Regions from separate parts of the Homo sapiens genome. Here region 1 is linked to region 2. A link is an interaction called in ENCODE POLR2A ChIA-PET data of the cell type or tissue named here. Cell type or tissue: GM12878. All regions are shown on one strand. Each heading gives the region's core, and the rest is flanking DNA. Links, peaks and the distances in the headings are about the cores only. Region 1 overlaps TNIK (TRAF2 and NCK interacting kinase). Region 2 overlaps PLD1 (phospholipase D1).

What was found. ChIA-PET counts read pairs that join two places held together with the same protein. Peaks named below come from ENCODE experiments on the same cell type or tissue, not always from the same donor. Only the 100,000 strongest peaks of a DNase experiment are listed, where the experiment ranks them.
Region 1: POLR2A ChIA-PET joins it to region 2 with 8 read pairs; 2 of 35 experiments call an interaction of 5 or more read pairs at or near these places.

Annotation. Positions count from the first base shown.
Region 1 is chr3:171,379,624-171,388,102 of GRCh38, reverse strand. All of the region lies in intron 1 of TNIK (TRAF2 and NCK interacting kinase), which reads left to right. Among named protein-coding and RNA genes, the nearest start is that of TNIK, 77 kb to the left of the region's middle. RefSeq lists an enhancer at 3,534-4,080. In GM12878, for the core only: no CTCF peak of the experiment used is centred there; a DNase peak (open chromatin) is centred at 4,258; H3K4me3 peaks cover 594 bases; H3K27ac peaks cover 344 bases.
Region 2 is chr3:171,680,641-171,689,119 of GRCh38, reverse strand. PLD1 (phospholipase D1) reads left to right here. Exons shown (of 27, transcript NM_002662.5): 14 at 244-444; 15 at 1,536-1,749; 16 at 2,322-2,435. Among named protein-coding and RNA genes, the nearest start is that of PLD1, 130 kb to the left of the region's middle. In GM12878, for the core only: no CTCF peak of the experiment used is centred there; no DNase peak of the experiment used is centred there.

The DNA of each region.
Region 1 (8,479 bases), core at 2,709-6,708, 300 kb after region 2:
GTTTAATTATTTTGTATCACTCCTGGAGATGGTCAAGTAAAATAAACACATTAAATAGTCAATTAGTTCACTGGCAGCAATCTTTCTTTGGAAAGATCTGCTCCCCCCCGTCCCCTCCCCCCACACTCCTTGCTCACCTATATTTTTCTGATAGTACAGTCATTATTTCAGTTCTGTTGGAGTCCAAGTTCTGAACCACTAGGCCATTTTAACTGCAAATTTCTCCTGAGAACATACAATCACTCTATCCCCACCTGTAAGATACCGCAAAGGGGAGAACTAATGTTTCCTGGCCAGTGCTAATTAGAAACTTCATATGCCTCACTCCTAGTGGTTTGAAATTCATAATCCTACAGGTGGCTTTGATTTAAGCCAAATAGTTCTGTTCAAGAGAGAAAGATTACTGTAATGACGCAGATTTTTCACTTCAATTGTTGTCATTATTCTTAATTCATTATTTGACTTAATAATCAGCTGCACAAAATCCATCTCTTCCTAAAAATATCCCCAGACACATACTCCTTAAGTTTCTTATCTCATAAAAGCATTTGAGTATAGTGACTGAGAAGGGCACATGAGAGGGATTTTGAAAGAACTATCCCTAGAAAGATTTGAAACAAAATGTGGAAGATGTAAGAGCCGATGTCAGGTTTTGGAGATGTGGCTGTAGGCTTGCTTTAGTTACACACACTGGCAAACACTGGTATCTCAATGTAGGAGACACTCTATCTACTAGCATTATGTAGTTAGCATTGCACTATAGTATGGTTAATGACTGAGTGGAATTCAGTAATTAAGAGTGAGAATTTCTGCACTAATAAAAGACACTTACCTCTACTGCCTCTCAAGTAGGCCTTCATTTCTGAACTTTGAACCACTCCTAGAACAGGGAACTGATAGTTTAATTGTTGGGTTGCTTATGTCTGTTTCCTCATTCTTCTAAATTGAAGCTGCCCTCTTAATGATTAAATTATTTTTTCAAACTTTTAAATTGTAAAATATGTACTGAAAAGTGCACAAAGCAAACATGCTCAGCTTATTTAATTAGCACCAGTGTGACCATCTCTCTATTTAAGGAATAGAATTGCTCTATTATTTGCCTCACAGAAAAACCTCCCTAATCCAGAGACCTGGGAGGAGCAGGGACATTTTATATTGCTGAAAGGTAAGACAATAATAATTTTTGAAGAATCTTATTCCCTTTTAGGTTTAGACAATAACTGAGAAACCCTGGAGTGGCAAAGTTTTTCAACAGAGGTCCTGGAACACCACCTTTAGCAGAGAACACTGGCTTTGATAGAGATGTCTAATTGTAATTAGCAAGTGACTGGATGTGAATGATACTTGACTGAAGATTTTTAAAAATGAGATTTCCTTTTTTATGTTATTACTTTTCTTGAAATCTATTCTATATGGACAATAGACAATTAAACTTCTGTTCAGCTCTAATTTCAGTAATTGCAAATTCTGAATGAGTAGAGGTGAAATAAGAAGCATTTATTGTGTTTGAAAATTAGGGCTATAAATGGTATAGGTGAGCAATACACTTCTGAATGTCTTTATCAAAACATCCCTGTGGGTAAAGAAGAGGAAACTGGAAACCCTAGAGATTCTGGTGGACTGACTGAGAAACCTCCACTGCAAACCAGAAATTTGTTAGCATCTTTGTGTTTTATTTTTAAACTTGATACAAACTTATTCATGTTTAATTTAACATATTAAAAAACACCACGAACACCAAAGTTTTTATGGAAAATAGGCTTTCCAAAAAGATATGCCGTGGTTGAATGCAGCTTCACAGATTCTCTGGGACCCAGCTGGTACTCTCAGAGGAAGGTATATTTAATGATGTGAAGATACATGTATTCATCTCTCTCCGAGTTATTTATTTATTTCACAAGAAAAAGTAAACAACAACTTATAAATATTTTCTTGTTGTTGATCTTGGTAAAATTATTTACTTAACCAGCATTTATGAAGGTCCCCCTGTAGCCTAGGTACAGTGCATGTAGCTAAAGATATTAACATGAATGGAGCCCAGCTTCAGCTTTGGAAGGAGCAGGAGCATAGCTGAGTGGGGAATACGGATGTAAACAAGTTATTACATCAGAGTCATTTATGTATTTGTTCATTTGCCTGGGAGAAGTGAGGCCTCAAACAGCATTTTGTTCAAAAAAATGACTGGCTTATATTCTTTATCGCATGCATGTCTGCCATTTTGTCATAGCCATGTGTGTTCAATACTTGAAATCCATTTGCCTTATGAAATGCTTACGGAATCCTGATTTCTAGAAATAATTTAAAGTTTGCTGAATGCATATGCTGTCCTATAAGTGATAGGATTGTTTTATCATTTCTGACAGAAATGATACATGCAATTAACATGTGTTCTTTTAAAATAATACTATTAACAAAGCAAGTTTATCCCCTCTACTGATATCTCTGTCTGTGTACCCAAATCCTGCAGGTATTTTAAAGTCTAGCTTGGTGCCCACCTTTTCCATTCAGCTCCGCTTGACTGTGTCAGTTTGTATCGATTTCCTGCCTGTCTGAACTCTCTTTGCATTTATGTTATGTTCTGCTTGTCTGACTTGTTAGAGCAGAGATCCCAAACTCCATCCTTTCTCCTTTCTTGAGCAGGGTTCTTGAGAAATGGATGATGGAGGTTCCTCCAGCAAATGTTTCCTCTGTGTTCCTCGTCAGAGTGGCTGCCACACACCTCCGTCTAGTCTCAGGCCTCTGCCCTGACAGTCGTGAGACTCCCTTCTGATTTCTCTCTTAACCCCTAGGCTGAGAGGGCCCCAGGTTTGCTGTGAATTCCTTTTCTTCTAGGGCCCAGCTGGTGTCCCCTCCCACTCCTATCCCAGTATTTTCAAAGCAGTAGATACCTCAGTCATCAGCCCACTGAGAAGGCAGAGCTACTTGTCCCCTTTGGCTCACTCTTCATTCTTTCCACTAAAACTCCATCCTCAAACCAGTGGCCTTAATGTACCGTTTTGACCTCCGTGTGCCCTTCATGTTTGGCCACCTTTGAGTGTGAGCTCAGTTTGTGATGGGTATGTTGTATTTTAGTGTTACTTGATAAACACCGACTTAATCATTTCTTTGTATTTGGCAAAATTCCTTCATTCTCTTTAGCTCATTTTAACTTTAGAATAACTTTAGTTCAACTCTGAGAGGCAAGCAGGCTGCCTTTATTCTTATTTCTACTTGATAGGAAAAGACACCAAAGGCTAAAAAATATTAGTGGCCTTGTTCAATGTCAGAAAAATTATAAACGATGAAGTCATTTTCAGTCATGTGCTCTTCTAAAACACAGTTCTTTTGCTTCTCTTCATTTATATTTCATGTATTTTAATCTATTTTTACTAATCTGACATGTCACTTGAGGGCCAGCTCATGCCATAAATATCTGAATCCTTTAAAACACCAAACAGTTCAACTTAACCAAACATTTATTGGATATAAAGTGTAGTCATTTCCTCATTTAGTGAGAGTCTTTATGTATTAGACTCCCCGTTGGATGTTTTCTATGTTTCCCCTCATTCTCATCATATCTCTGCTGGGTAGATTTTATCAATACTTTGGTACCATTAATATGCATTGGGATAACTTGGGAATCTTATTAAAATGTTAATCCTGATGCAGTAGGTCTGGGCAGGGCCCAGATTTCTGCATTTGTAACAAGGTTCCCAGATGAGTTGGATGGTCATGGGTGCAGTCTGAGTAGCATGCTGTTTATAGGTGAAGAGACTTTGGCTCTAAGAGATTAAGTGATTTTTCAAAGATAACACAACTGGAAGTGGTAAAGCCTTATTCAAATGCTGATCTTGCTCCCTGGAGAGTTGCCTTCCAAGTGCAGTAAGACAGATACATTCAAAGCGATCTTTGGAATGTACTTTAATGTGGAATTTACTCTAATGGAGTGTAATGGGAGGACCTTAGGTAGGAACTATGATTTGAATCTGATCTCAAAAGACTGGTAAGGCTTTGACTGACAAAGATGGGACAAAAGGACTTTTTGGATAGCAAGAACAAAAAGGGAACAAGGACACAGAATGCGGGAGTGTACAGAACATCTTCTGGGAATGGTGAGCTGGAGGCTGTAGCTGATGCCTGGGGAGAGGTGTGCTGTAGCTTTAAAGGGAGGCTGAGGTTGGATGGGAGAGCAGAGTAGACCGGGGAACCACTGGGAGATTTGGAGGACAGTGTCTGTGATAGCACATTGTAGGTGCTCAGGAAATGTGCACTGGTTGATTGAATGTAATCTAGTTTTTAGTCATCTGTTGCCCATGTTGCACCATTGAGATCTCCACAGAATTCTGTGGCCTGGCTGAAACGCCACAGAATTACCCCAAGATGACCTTTACTGTTGTTTATATAGAGCTTTCTTAATAGTCTCTTTGCCTTTGGCAATATAGGACATATTACTTTTTCCTCCCTTTCCAAATTTTTTTTTGGCTAAGAAAATGCTGCTTTTGCACAGACCAATAATACACATTCTTCTTAAAAGAAGCATTGTTCCTTCAGTAGCAACTTGTAATGGGAAAAGTGGAACAAAGACAAAATGCAATTCTGGTCTGAATGGAGACCAGTTTTTCTTTGTGTGAATAACCAGCATTCCAGTCAGGTTGCCACAGTGATGCTGAGATTATAACTGTTCATGCCAGCAGTCAGAGAACGTTGCCCAATTAGTTATTCTCAGCTGCTAGGTTACCTTGACAGTGGCTCAAAAAGCAGGTTTTGAGTTCAAAGACACTCAAAAAAGAGCAGTCGAGGACTTGCAATTCTGTTGCCCTCAGTGGGGTGCAGAGACCACAAGCTCCAGCATGCTCTGGTTTAGGCCATGTAGGTGTAGTCAGCCTTGTGAACGTAGGCACCTTGTAAAAATTCTGGTCTTTCCTTGCCCCCTGTATCATCAGCCAGCTTTGGAAGGGATTTTACTGTTTCTGGGAGCTGCCTTCAGATATTGCACATGGGAGACAGTGAGGAGAATGTATGTTTTGGCATTGGAGGCTCTTGTAGCCTCGCTTTTTTTCTCTTGTGAGCAATCTACTTCACAGGATTGATGCAGAGATGAAATAAAATAACCTTTGCAAAATACCCTGCATAATGTCTGGGGCATGGGGAGACATTCAGTGTGAAGCAGTTCTTCTCAAATATTGTTTCAAAAGTTACAAAGCATTATACAATATGATTATTATTATCATCAGTTTCTGGTCTTTTCTATTCTTTCAGTCAGAGTAGAGTAGGATAGGATATGGTAATGAACACTCTTAGAGGCTTTATATAACTAAAGTTTATTTCTCGACCATGCCACATGCCTAGAGTGGGTCAGTAGAGGACTCCATTCATCAGCTATCCAAGTACCAGACTAATGGAGGCATCATGTCCACATATGCTTCCACAGTCATCACAATGATTTGAACTGTCAGTCACATATTCCATCTGGAAGTGGAACATCACTTCCATGCACACTTTATTAGCCAAAGTAAATCATGTGGCCCCAGCCAGCTTCAAGAGGGGTAGGGAAGTGCCATCCTATAACATGCCAGCAGGAGGAGAAATAGAACATTTATTCAGGCCGGGCACGGTGGCTCATGCCTATAATCCCAGCACTTTGGGAGGCTGAGGCGAGGGGATTACCTGAGGTCAGGAGTTTGAGACCAGCCTGGCCAACATGGTGAAACCCTGTCTCTCCTAAAAATACAAAAATTAGCTGAGCATGGTGGCATACGCCTGTAATCTTAACTACTTCAGAGGCTGAGGCAGAAGAATTGCTTGAGCCCGGGAGACGGAGGTTGCAGTGAGCTGAGATCATGCCACTGCCCTCCAGCCTGGCTGACAGAGCGAGACTGTCTCAAAAAAAAAAAAAAAAAAAAAAGATGTATTCAACAACCTTAGAGACTGCCACCTCTACCAAAGAGCAAAAGGCTAATGGAGAAGAGTCCTTTAAAGAAGGAATGTTAGTTAAACATAAATGAATAAAAATATCTGAACAGTAAACTTCAAAGTAAATCAATTAGATTTCAGCTGCTTCAAACAGAAAACTCAAAATATTAGTGGGTTAAGGAAGATAGAAGTTTGTTTCTCTTTCAAGATAAAGAAGTTCAGACATAGGCAGCTTAGCGGTAGCATGGTAGCTCCATGATCGTCAGAACCATAGGATCATTTTATTGTTCCGCTATAACAATCTTAGCATAAGGCTTCCATTCTTAAATTCACCTCAGGATCAGAAATGGCTGTAGTGTTCTAGCCATTACATCTGCATTCCAGGCAGCAGGAAGGAGGAGGGAGGAAGACAGAAGAACCCTTCTCCCAGCTAAGTCAGCTCCATTTGGGCAGCCCTTCTGAATGCCCCACACAGTAATTCTGCTTACATACCATTGGCCAGAATTTAGTCATGTATTCATTCCTAGCTTCAGTGGGACAAGGGCATGTAGATTTTGAGCTGGGTGCATTTCCTCCCAAATAAAATTGGAATTTTTGTTAAGGAGCAAGGGGAGAATGAATATTGGGTGGCATTGATCCATCTCTGTTACAGTAACTTAAGATGCAAGCTTTAGTTAAGTAGGAATGACACAGAAAAGATTGCTCTATACACTGTCATTTTCCATTCTATGCTCTGCAGAATATCAGTGCTTAGAGGAGATACAAAGCTTCCTTAAGGAGTGTTCTGTGGCCAGACAAGTTAGGAAAATATGAAAAGCTTTGCCCTGTCTTGGAGATTCACAGGGTACATTAACACATTAAAAGCTTTGAGAGGCCTTGCAGTAAAGAAACCCCTAACCTGCTAATCTTTTTAACCTAGTGTTCCCAAACTTATTTGACAGTGGAAATTCAACACCCATGGAAATCTGGAGGGACAAAAGGACTGGCTTTAGCTTCTTGAGTCTGCCAAAAAGCTTTTAGATCCTTGAACAGATGGTATAAATCCCCCGTTCCAAAATGTTATCTGCCTTGCAAAACTAATAAGCAAGCAAATAAATTTGTATGTCCTTCACGGTGGCCTAGCCATAGATATAAAAGCTTGAAAAAAAAATAGATGCAAATGAAGCCCTGTTATTAACATCTGTATGAGATTTATAAGAGTTGGTATTGGTCAGCCATCTGTACCATTACTGGTGACACCAAGTGATGGACTAAGATTGGTTTGTACCTCTGCCAGATGACAGGTCCCTGCTCCAGGTAGCTATTATTGGGCTCCTGGCTGTTCCTACATGGCTCTGGGCCATCTCACCCTTCTCTGGAAATGGGAGAGTAACAGATGATCTAATCAACCAGCCAATATTTCCCTACTCATAGAAAAGTCCTGGGCCCTTGGCCGAAAGGCATTAACCCTGCCCCTTTCAGTGTGCACAACTCTTGCCCTCATCAGAGGTTCCCTCTGCAAAGGGCAAAGAAGGAAGCTCACTGTATTGTGAAGAGGGGTGGGGACAGGTAGGCAGCTGGTAAAGGGGGCCTCATACTCCTATTAGACTTAGAATAGAGTTAGGTCCCTTTTACCTAAAAGTTTCACCTCTGCCTGTAATCAACTTCATGGTTGCTTATAGGTGTAGGAAGAACAGTTGAAAATTCTTTCAAGCAAATAACGTGTCATTGGTCTGTTGTAAGCAGGTGGTAAATGAGTATCTCTGGGGGAATGGTCCCGTTAAGGCTCTTCTTCCAAAACAGAACCTTGAATTGTTTCCTAATCTTTCTTTCTTAATTATTTAGGTAACCAGCTCTTGTCTTTAAATCCATCTCCTGCAGTTGCTATCTTTTTCTTCATCTAAGTATCTTCAAAAAGGCAAAAGGCCAAAATATTTGCTAGTCTGGTTCCCATCATTTCCACCTCGTTTTGCTGGAAATACTGGAAAGTTACCCTGTCCTGACAGGTCTGGAAGGATCCCATGTTTGCAAATCTTTGTAAACTGTATGATACATTTTCCCAAACAGCTGTATAATCTCTGCAACAACCTGATGATGGGAGGGAAGGGACCAGGTTGAGCAGGGGCTGGGGTTGGGGGTGGTCATGTGCATATTGACCTTTAAAGCAACTTGCGTGTGTGTGTGTGTGTGTGTGTGTGTGTGCGCGTGTGTGTGTGTGTGTTTTGACCAAGTTTCGCTTTTGTCGCTCAGGCTGGAGTGCAGTGGCGTGATCTCAGCTCACTGCAACCTCCACCTCCCTGGTTCAAGCGATGCTCCTGCCTCAGCCTCCTGAGTAGCTGGGATTATAGGCGTGTACCACCACGCCCAGCTAATTTTTGTATTTTTAGTAGAAATGGGGTTTCACCATGTTGGTCAGGCTGGTCTCGAACTCCTGACCTCGTGATCTGCCCGCCTCAGCCTCCCAAAGTGCTGGGATTACAGGCGTGAGCCACTGTGTCCGGCCTGCATGTATGCTTCTTAAAAGACTTTTTTAGAAGAGCTGAGAAAAATTACAGGAGGTGATGGAGAGAGCTATCCTTCTCCAATATCTGTCTTGTGGCTTAGTACC
Region 2 (8,479 bases), core at 1,676-5,675:
ATGGCGGCTGCCCCAAAATATAGTATATGGGCGTGGGAGCTTGAAGAGTAAATAGGAGTCTTTTTTTTTTCTTTTTCTTTTTGCTAAATGCTGAGAATAAAATTATTTTCTTTGGTGTATACGTTGTACAGTTTGGTATTTGAATTATAGAAAATGCTTTTCAGGGAGAACACAGACCTATTTCATTATGACAGGAAGGACATTTCAAAAGCATATTATCAGTGGGGATTATTCCCTCTCAAGGTGATGAGACACCCGGATCATGTGTCATCCACCGTCTATTTGTGGGCTCACCATGAGAAGCTTGTCATCATTGACCAATCGGTGGCCTTTGTGGGAGGGATTGACCTGGCCTATGGAAGGTGGGACGACAATGAGCACAGACTCACAGACGTGGGCAGTGTGAAGCGGGTCACTTCAGGACCGTCTCTGGGTTCCCTCCCAGTAAGTATATTTAACCTTTATGGAAATGTATAACACGAACATAATTTGTATAAGTTTGTATTAGTAGCATGACTGATTGATTCATTGAATAAGAGATGGTGTCTCCTTGGAGGGGAAAAGAACATTTTAAGTCAATCATGAGACAGACCTGGTTTCAAACACCAGCTTCCCCACCTAGCTAGCTGTAACTTAGCATTGCTGAGTCTGTTCTTCTCTTGTAAGAAAAGAAAACAGATTCAGTGGAATTTTGGCTGTCCCATATTCAGCTTTGTTTTCCATTTTAATTAAGATTTATTTTTTATTCAGAAATAAGATTCATAAACAAAAATATGTGGCAATTGAGATTTAGGTAGTAAAAAGCCTTAAGTATCTGCCACAGTTTTTGGAAAGTTCCTACTTAAAGATATACAAAAACAGGATAGGTCAGTCTGGGGTCATTTAGAGGGAATTTGAGCCAGAAGTGAATAACTTCCCAAAGTGCCTTTTAAATAGAGCTGCCAAAATATCTGTATGTGTATATCAATCTGCTTGCTATTTCAACTAAATGGCTGCCAGAATATGAATACACTTATTAAAAAAAGTGTATATCAATCTGCTTGCTATTTCAACTAAATGGCTGCCAGAATATGAATACACTTATTAAAAAATTTGATGGGCTTCATCTTATTTACTGCTGGAAAATAGTGCAAAACTTATGCAAAAATAGCAATTTAGTGCATAAGGAACAGGGAAAATGATTGACAGAGGAAGCCTTGCTTACTTAATGTTTATTAGAGGAACAAGTTCAGGAGCTCAACACTGAATGTAACCCATGTAATTGTATTTGAGATTAAAAGTTTAATTGGAGTGAAATTTCAAGAATTTGGCCTACTGAAAAAAGACCATAGCAGAACTCCTCATATTCCTTTGGTAGTTTTTAAACAGTTCACAAGAATCCACCACTACCCTGTGGCTGACCTCAGACATTATTGCATGTCTGTTATAGAACCTCCATCATTTGTAAACTTTATACTTCAGCTCTACTTGAATTAAAGAACCACACTGCAGCATGTCTTATGCAGTGTCTTTTTTTAAAAAAAAATTTTTCTCAGCCTGCCGCAATGGAGTCTATGGAATCCTTAAGACTCAAAGATAAAAATGAGCCTGTTCAAAACCTACCCATCCAGAAGAGTATTGATGATGTGGATTCAAAACTGAAAGGAATAGGAAAGCCAAGAAAGTTCTCCAAATTTAGTCTCTACAAGCAGCTCCACAGGCACCACCTGCACGACGCAGATAGCATCAGCAGCATTGACAGCACCTCCAGTAAGTCATGGCCTTGACTAGAATTTATCTTAACTACCCACTGTTCTTCCATAGCCAGACACTACATACCTGTTTTTAAAATCTGTCTTTCTGTAATGGAGTAGAATGAGCAATGTTGAGAGGTCGCTATATCATTCTATTCAACCTCATGCCATTTGGTGGCTTTGTTTGCCTCATTTTAGAACAGATTTATTGTTTTATCCACACAAAAGTCATAACGACCACGATTACCACTTCTAATGGTAGCAGAATGACAAAGGGTTTCTAAAATATGCCAAGCCATAAAAGAAAAAGGTATTAGATGTACTTTATAAACTTTTCTTAGAAGAAATTACATTTATCTTCCTATCCAGAAATATATCAAGCTTATTTCGTCAAACATCAGACTTTCTACATCTTGTAAATTTACTATTCCTTTGAAATCCATCTTAAAGCCCTACAATTTTCTGTTGCACAGAATCTTAAGACTGATGTTATAGCCCTGCCTGGTTTTAAAAATGATCAGCTTTGCTTTCCAGTTTAGAAAATTTGATATTTGTATTTTTTTGTAAAAAAATTCTTAATTTCTCTAGGTTATTTTAATCACTATAGAAGTCATCACAATTTAATCCATGGTTTAAAACCCCACTTCAAACTCTTTCACCCGTCCAGTGAGTCTGAGCAAGGACTCACTAGACCTCATGCTGGTAAGTAATTTGTGAAGTGGCAGAACTCCCTTAGGCTTGAGCTTTGGTTGTGTTGTCTGCTGCATGGGCATAGTGAATGTGTTTCCAGATTGGCTTTCTGTTTGCAATTTTTATGCTACGTATATTATTGAGAGCCTGCTCTGTGCAAAGCATTCTGTAGTATCCAAGATCCCTACTCCCTAAGAACTTATAGCAGCAAAGACAAAACAGACCTAATAAGAGAAAATGCATGGCACATGCAATTCAATAGTGTCATGGAAGTTCTATGGAAGGAGGGAGGAATTCCTCTCTGATGATGCAGAAAGACTTTTTGAGGAGGGGACATTTGGGTTAGGCCTGGAAGTAATTTAATTGGGGTAGGTGATAGGAAGTCATTGCAAGTGAGGGAGGTGAGTTGAGCAAAGGTGCTGGAATGGGAAAGCACCAACTGCTTTCAAATTGTGTAAAATGCATTATTTAGCTAAAATGCAGTTTTTGATATAAGACTAAGAAGATATATGACATTCACATTTGGGAGCTGGAATTTTATTTGGTTAAAAATCTTTTTTTTTTTTTTTTTTTGAGATAGAGTCTTGCTCTGTCACCCAGGCTGCAGTGCAGTAGGGCCGTCTTGGCTCACTGCACCCTCCGCCTCCCAGGTTTTAGCGATTCTCCTGCCTCAGCTCAGCCTCCTGAGTAGCTGGGATTATAGGCGTGCATGACCGTGCCTGGCTAATTTTTGTACTTTTAGTAGAAATGGGGTTTTGCCATGTTGGCCAGGCTTGTGTTGAACCCCTGACCTCAAGTGATCCGTCTGCCTTGGCCTCCGAAAGTGCTGGGATTACAGGTGTGAGCCACCGCTCCTGGCCAGTTAAAAATCTTGAAGGCCTTTGGGTGGATGTGTCATGCTGTGTGAATTTTCAGAAATTACAATCTGATAGCCTTTGGTAAGAAGATACTCCAGATACTCGAGGAATTAATGAATGACTAATAAGTTTAACTTGTGGTGGGAATAAAGAAGGATTTGGCCGCTGGTCAGATATGGGGATAAGTAATCATCATAATAAATGACACTAGTAAGATCATAAGCTAACATTTATTTTGCACAGACTCTATCCATCACTGCCCTGAGTAGTTGCAGTGCTTGGTAGTGATATTGTCATCTCCTTTTTACAGATGAAGAAACTCAGGGTTAGAGATGATACATGACCTGCCCAATGGAGTTCCAATTTATCATCCTCCCAGTGCCCATAATTAAGACCTGTGATTTAGCAGAAATAAAGATTACTATGTTATGCTTTTTTGGCTAGAACCTAAGGCCAGGGCTCTCATGTCCTGTTTAGCAGATGAGAGTTACAGTCTAGCTCACATGCCTGAATGTGAGTCACCTGTGGCTTGCAGGTGCTAATGAACCTGAAAAATTATGCTAGACTTTGAGTAATGATTCCCAGCATTCTTTCATCTAGGGCAGGGGTGTCCAATCTTTTGGCTTCCGTGGACCACATTGGAAGAAGAATTGTCTTGGGCCACACATAAAATATACTAACACTAATGATAGCTGATGAGCTAAAAAAAGTTGCAAAAAAAAATTACAATGTTTAAGAAAGTTTGTGAATTCGTGTTGGGCCACATTCAAAGCCATCCCGGGCCGCATGTGGCCCACAGGCTGTGGGTTGGACAAGCTTGGTCCAGCTACGCTGCATTTTAAAAAATGCAATAATCAACTACACACAATGAACTAAAACTTCAGTGTAACTGTTAAATAAATTTGTGTCTATAAATCATAACAGCATCGATATATATTTAAGAATGGAGAAGAGGCCAGGTGCAGTGACTCACACCTGTAATCCCAGCAATTTGGGAGGCTGAAGCAGGAGGATTGCTTGAGCCCAGGAATTCAAGACCATCTTCGGCAACGCAGTGAAACCCCCTCTCTACAAAAATTAGCTGAGTGTGGTGGCATGCATCTGTTGTCCCAGCTTTTCTGGCAGCTGAGGTGGGAGAATTGCTGGAGCCTGGAAGGCAGAGGTTGCAGTGAGCTGAGATCATGCCACTGCAGTCCAGCCTGGGTGACAGAGGGAGACCCTCTCTCACACACACAAAAACAATTTTTAAATTTTTGAAAAATAAAAATGGAGAAGAACAAATATGGGGAGACATATATTTATTTAGCATACACCTAGTACTGGGTGTATGTGTGGATTCAGGGACAACTCCCAGTAATTCCTGTGCATGACAAAGCTTCAAAGTCCTGGGAAGTAGGAGGCCTCTGGGAAATCTAGGAAGCCAGGTCAAGAGTGCATGCAGTGGCCGATATTAGAGGTAAAGGGTTGGAAACAGCTCCAGGTAGTGCCTTATCGTTTCAATGTGTAACTTTGCTGCTTTATTACTGAAGTTAAAAATGAAGTGGAGGAAAGGAGGTTGCCAACCCATGAAGATTATGGATCTGAATTATGACTGATAGTGTTGCTGGCAATAGGATTGACAGCAAGTGGAAAAGATGTGAGTGAGGTGCTGAGTCCAGTAAGTAACTCACGCCTACCCCAGGTTGACAGAGGTGATATCCACAGTGGTGATCTGAGACACTGATCATACATGTGTATGGTGTTGCTGATGAAAAGTACCCTTGACATCTGTTTACAACCCCTCACTGATAAACTGAATATATGTCTAGTGTAGCATTGTTGAGAGACAGAGAGAGAGATAGAGAGAGAGAACAACCTAAACGTCAAAGAGTAGGGAAATGGTGAAGAACATAATGAATGGTAACAAATGGTTCATCTCTTTTATGGAATTGGGCAATGATTACAACTGTAGTTGGGGATACAAAAATAAACATAGAAGATTTATTTATTTAATTAAATAAGTGTTTATTGAGTTTCTGTTATATGCCAATCACTATTCTGGGTGCTAGAGATGTGGTGAATAAAACAGATGAAGTGCAATTAACTAGTTGGAGGGTAAGGATGGGAACTGTGTATACAAATAGAGAGTCAAACACATTTCAGGTGGTGATAATTATCACGGAGAATAGTTGAGCATGATCCGGGAGGAAGAGCATAGGAGAAGAGTTACTATTTTGTAAAGGCTCATCGGAGAATACATCTCTCATGAGGTTAGTTTTCAGCTGACATCGAAAGAAAGAGAAGAATGAGGATAAGAAACTGAGAGAGGGTGTTTCCGACAGAAGGAATAGCAAGTATGAAAGGCCATGAGGTAGAGGGGTTGGGTGTGTTCCAGGAATACGGCTGTAGTGAAGTGGGCTAGGAGAGGATGATAAGAACAAAATCAGAGAGGTGGGCTGGGGTGGGTTATGTGAGGTCTTGCAGACCACTGTAAGATTTTGACCCTGAGTGAGATAGGAAGTCATCGGATGGTCTTGAGCGAAGGGTAGGCGAGGGCTGACTTACATTTTCCAAGGATCATTCTTCAGAGCAGACCAGGGTGGCAAATGGTGACTCTGCAGGTTGTGAATATATTTTGAGGGTCGAGCTGACAGCATTTGCCGATGAACTAGATACAAGATGTGAGAGATGGAGAGGACTCCAAATCTTTGGCCCCACTGGAAAGATGGAATTTCCATGAACTGAAATGAGGTGGCTATGGGAAGAGCAAGGAAAATTTGAGGACAATTGCCACTGTATCAAAATATGTTCGTGAAGGCAGCTGACAAAGGACATTCAATGATGCTATCTTTGTTAGGAAGATGGAGCGTGAGGTGATTTATTTTTTTCCCACATTGTTGGTACTGTTTTCATTTTACTTTTATAGTCAAATATAAATACAAATTTAATTTTTTAAAATGAAAACAGTTTACCTAAAAAGAAAAGCCAAAGGATCATGGGGTCCTTCTAGAGCAGTGCTTTCCAAAGTCGATTCCTTGGATCCTGGAGTTTTTAAAAGGCTTTGAGGAGAACATTGAAGTAGGTGAACCCCAGGACCCTCCCACAGCTATTGGTACCTCTTCAACCAGAACAATCCCACTTGTATCTGTTTTAATTATTGGAGTTCCTTCTGAACTTGTTTTCAAAAAAGAAAAGTTCTACTAAAAAAATGAAGGAAGTTTAAAGAGCAAGGCTCTAGATTTAAATCATGTAATACCTTAAAAACTCAGGTTGCCTTATAAAACTTGAAACCCAAATTAAGCATGGAGTGACTCTTCGTTAGAAATTTAAAACTGAATATGAACTTGAGTTAATGACTTCCTTTTCCTGAGAATGCAAAGAGAGTTAGCCTCTCTGCAATATCAATTTCACTTGACCGCATATGACCATGTTGAATTGGGCTCCTTGTTGAATTAAACCTCCTGGTGTCATACAGAAATCAGTGTGGAGTGAACATCACTATGGGTTTTTATATAGAAAAACTGCACTAAAAACGTGGTTAGGAATCATATCTGAAATATATGTTTTTCAAAATCACTCAGTCATTTTCAAGATTTTTTTTCATTCAGAATTATGTTCTAAGAGGGAGAATTTTGCTTGATACTATTTTTAAAGTGTTGAATTTTATTCCCTTTCTTTCTTTCTTTCTTTCTTTTTCTTTCTTTCTTTCTTTCTTTCTTTCTTTCTTTCTTTCTTTCTTTCTTTCTTTCTTTTTCTTTCTGTATTATACTTTAAGTTCTGGGATACACGTGCAGAACATGCAGGTTTGTTACATAGGTATACAAGTGCCACAGTGGTTTGCTGCACCCATCAACCTGTCATCTACATTAAGTGTTTCTCCTAATGCTATTCAGCAACTATGTGCTGATCTTTTCCTTTTAAGCAATATTAAATAGGTAAGTGAGGGAAAAATTATTTTTGCAATTTAGTTGAGACAGGCTTTTCAAATTTGAATGTCTCGTCACAAGGGATAATATTAAGCTGTTTCTAAACTGTTCTTAGGAATGCAATGGATAGGATGTGTAAGATTCATCTAGTGCTGTTAAATAGCTTGTTATCTAATAGGTGAGCATGAGTTTTAAATATTTTACAAACCTAATATTTTAGTAATTCATTGAGGGAAGATACTCCTACTGCAAGAGTCATCATTGATCCACAGACGAAATACAGGTCTACAAACCCTTAACCACGATTCTAAATTCCAAAAAATTTTGAAAACCAAAATATTTTTTAAAATATAACTTGTTCAGTGCCTGTATTGGAACTGGCCTTGAACATATGTAGAAATTCGGTAGGTAGAGACTAAAAAGGTAGAAAAACAGGCATTTTAGGTAGATACTACATCTTAAGACCCAGATATAGGAAATGCAAAAGTATTTATTTCGGCATCTCAGACTGAGTGTAGAATGTGGTAAATACATATAGGTCTATAATCTCTCATACAAAATCCTTGGAATCAGATTTCAGAAATCAGAAAGTTCTGGATTTTAGAAAGGTAATACAATACCTATACCCTCTACTATATTACACTCCCAGCAGGATCCAGGAAATACCTGGAATGTAGGCAAACCATTTATGTTTGTGCAACACCAAGTGGGATCAATAAAGATAATAAATAACCTCTTGTCAGTTCAGGTCAGATTTTGCTGACCTGTGAGTTATGAAATGAGCTGTGAAAATCAGCTATGAAAAAACATTTGAATTGTTAGAACTTTTGGAGTTTTGGAATTGTGGTTAAGGGCTGATTTGTGCAGATTGAGCTGGTGGGATATATCTGTAGCAGTTTACGGAGGACTTTGAAAATCAGACTGAGACATTGCACCTCTTCCATTAAATGTTGGAAAATCCCTAGGGGCAGGGAGCAATTAAGGGTGAGGCTTTATAGCGTTTATAGTAGAGACACAGGGAGTCTGACAAGGTTGTGTCAGTGAGTTCAAGAACGAAGTAAATGGGAGAAACTTTTTCCAAAAGCAGAATCAGCAGATTTTCATCATGATCTGGGAAGCCGTGGGGAGGTGGGTGGAGAAGTCAGCGAAGAATAAAGGAGCCAAAGGTGATTCCGAGGTTTGAGCTTGAGTTACTACACACAGACAGCAGAAATCTCAAGGAAAGACTTGATTTTATGGAATGATGATGATTTTAGTGTTAGACATAATTTTAAAGTTCTGGAGGGAACTAGGT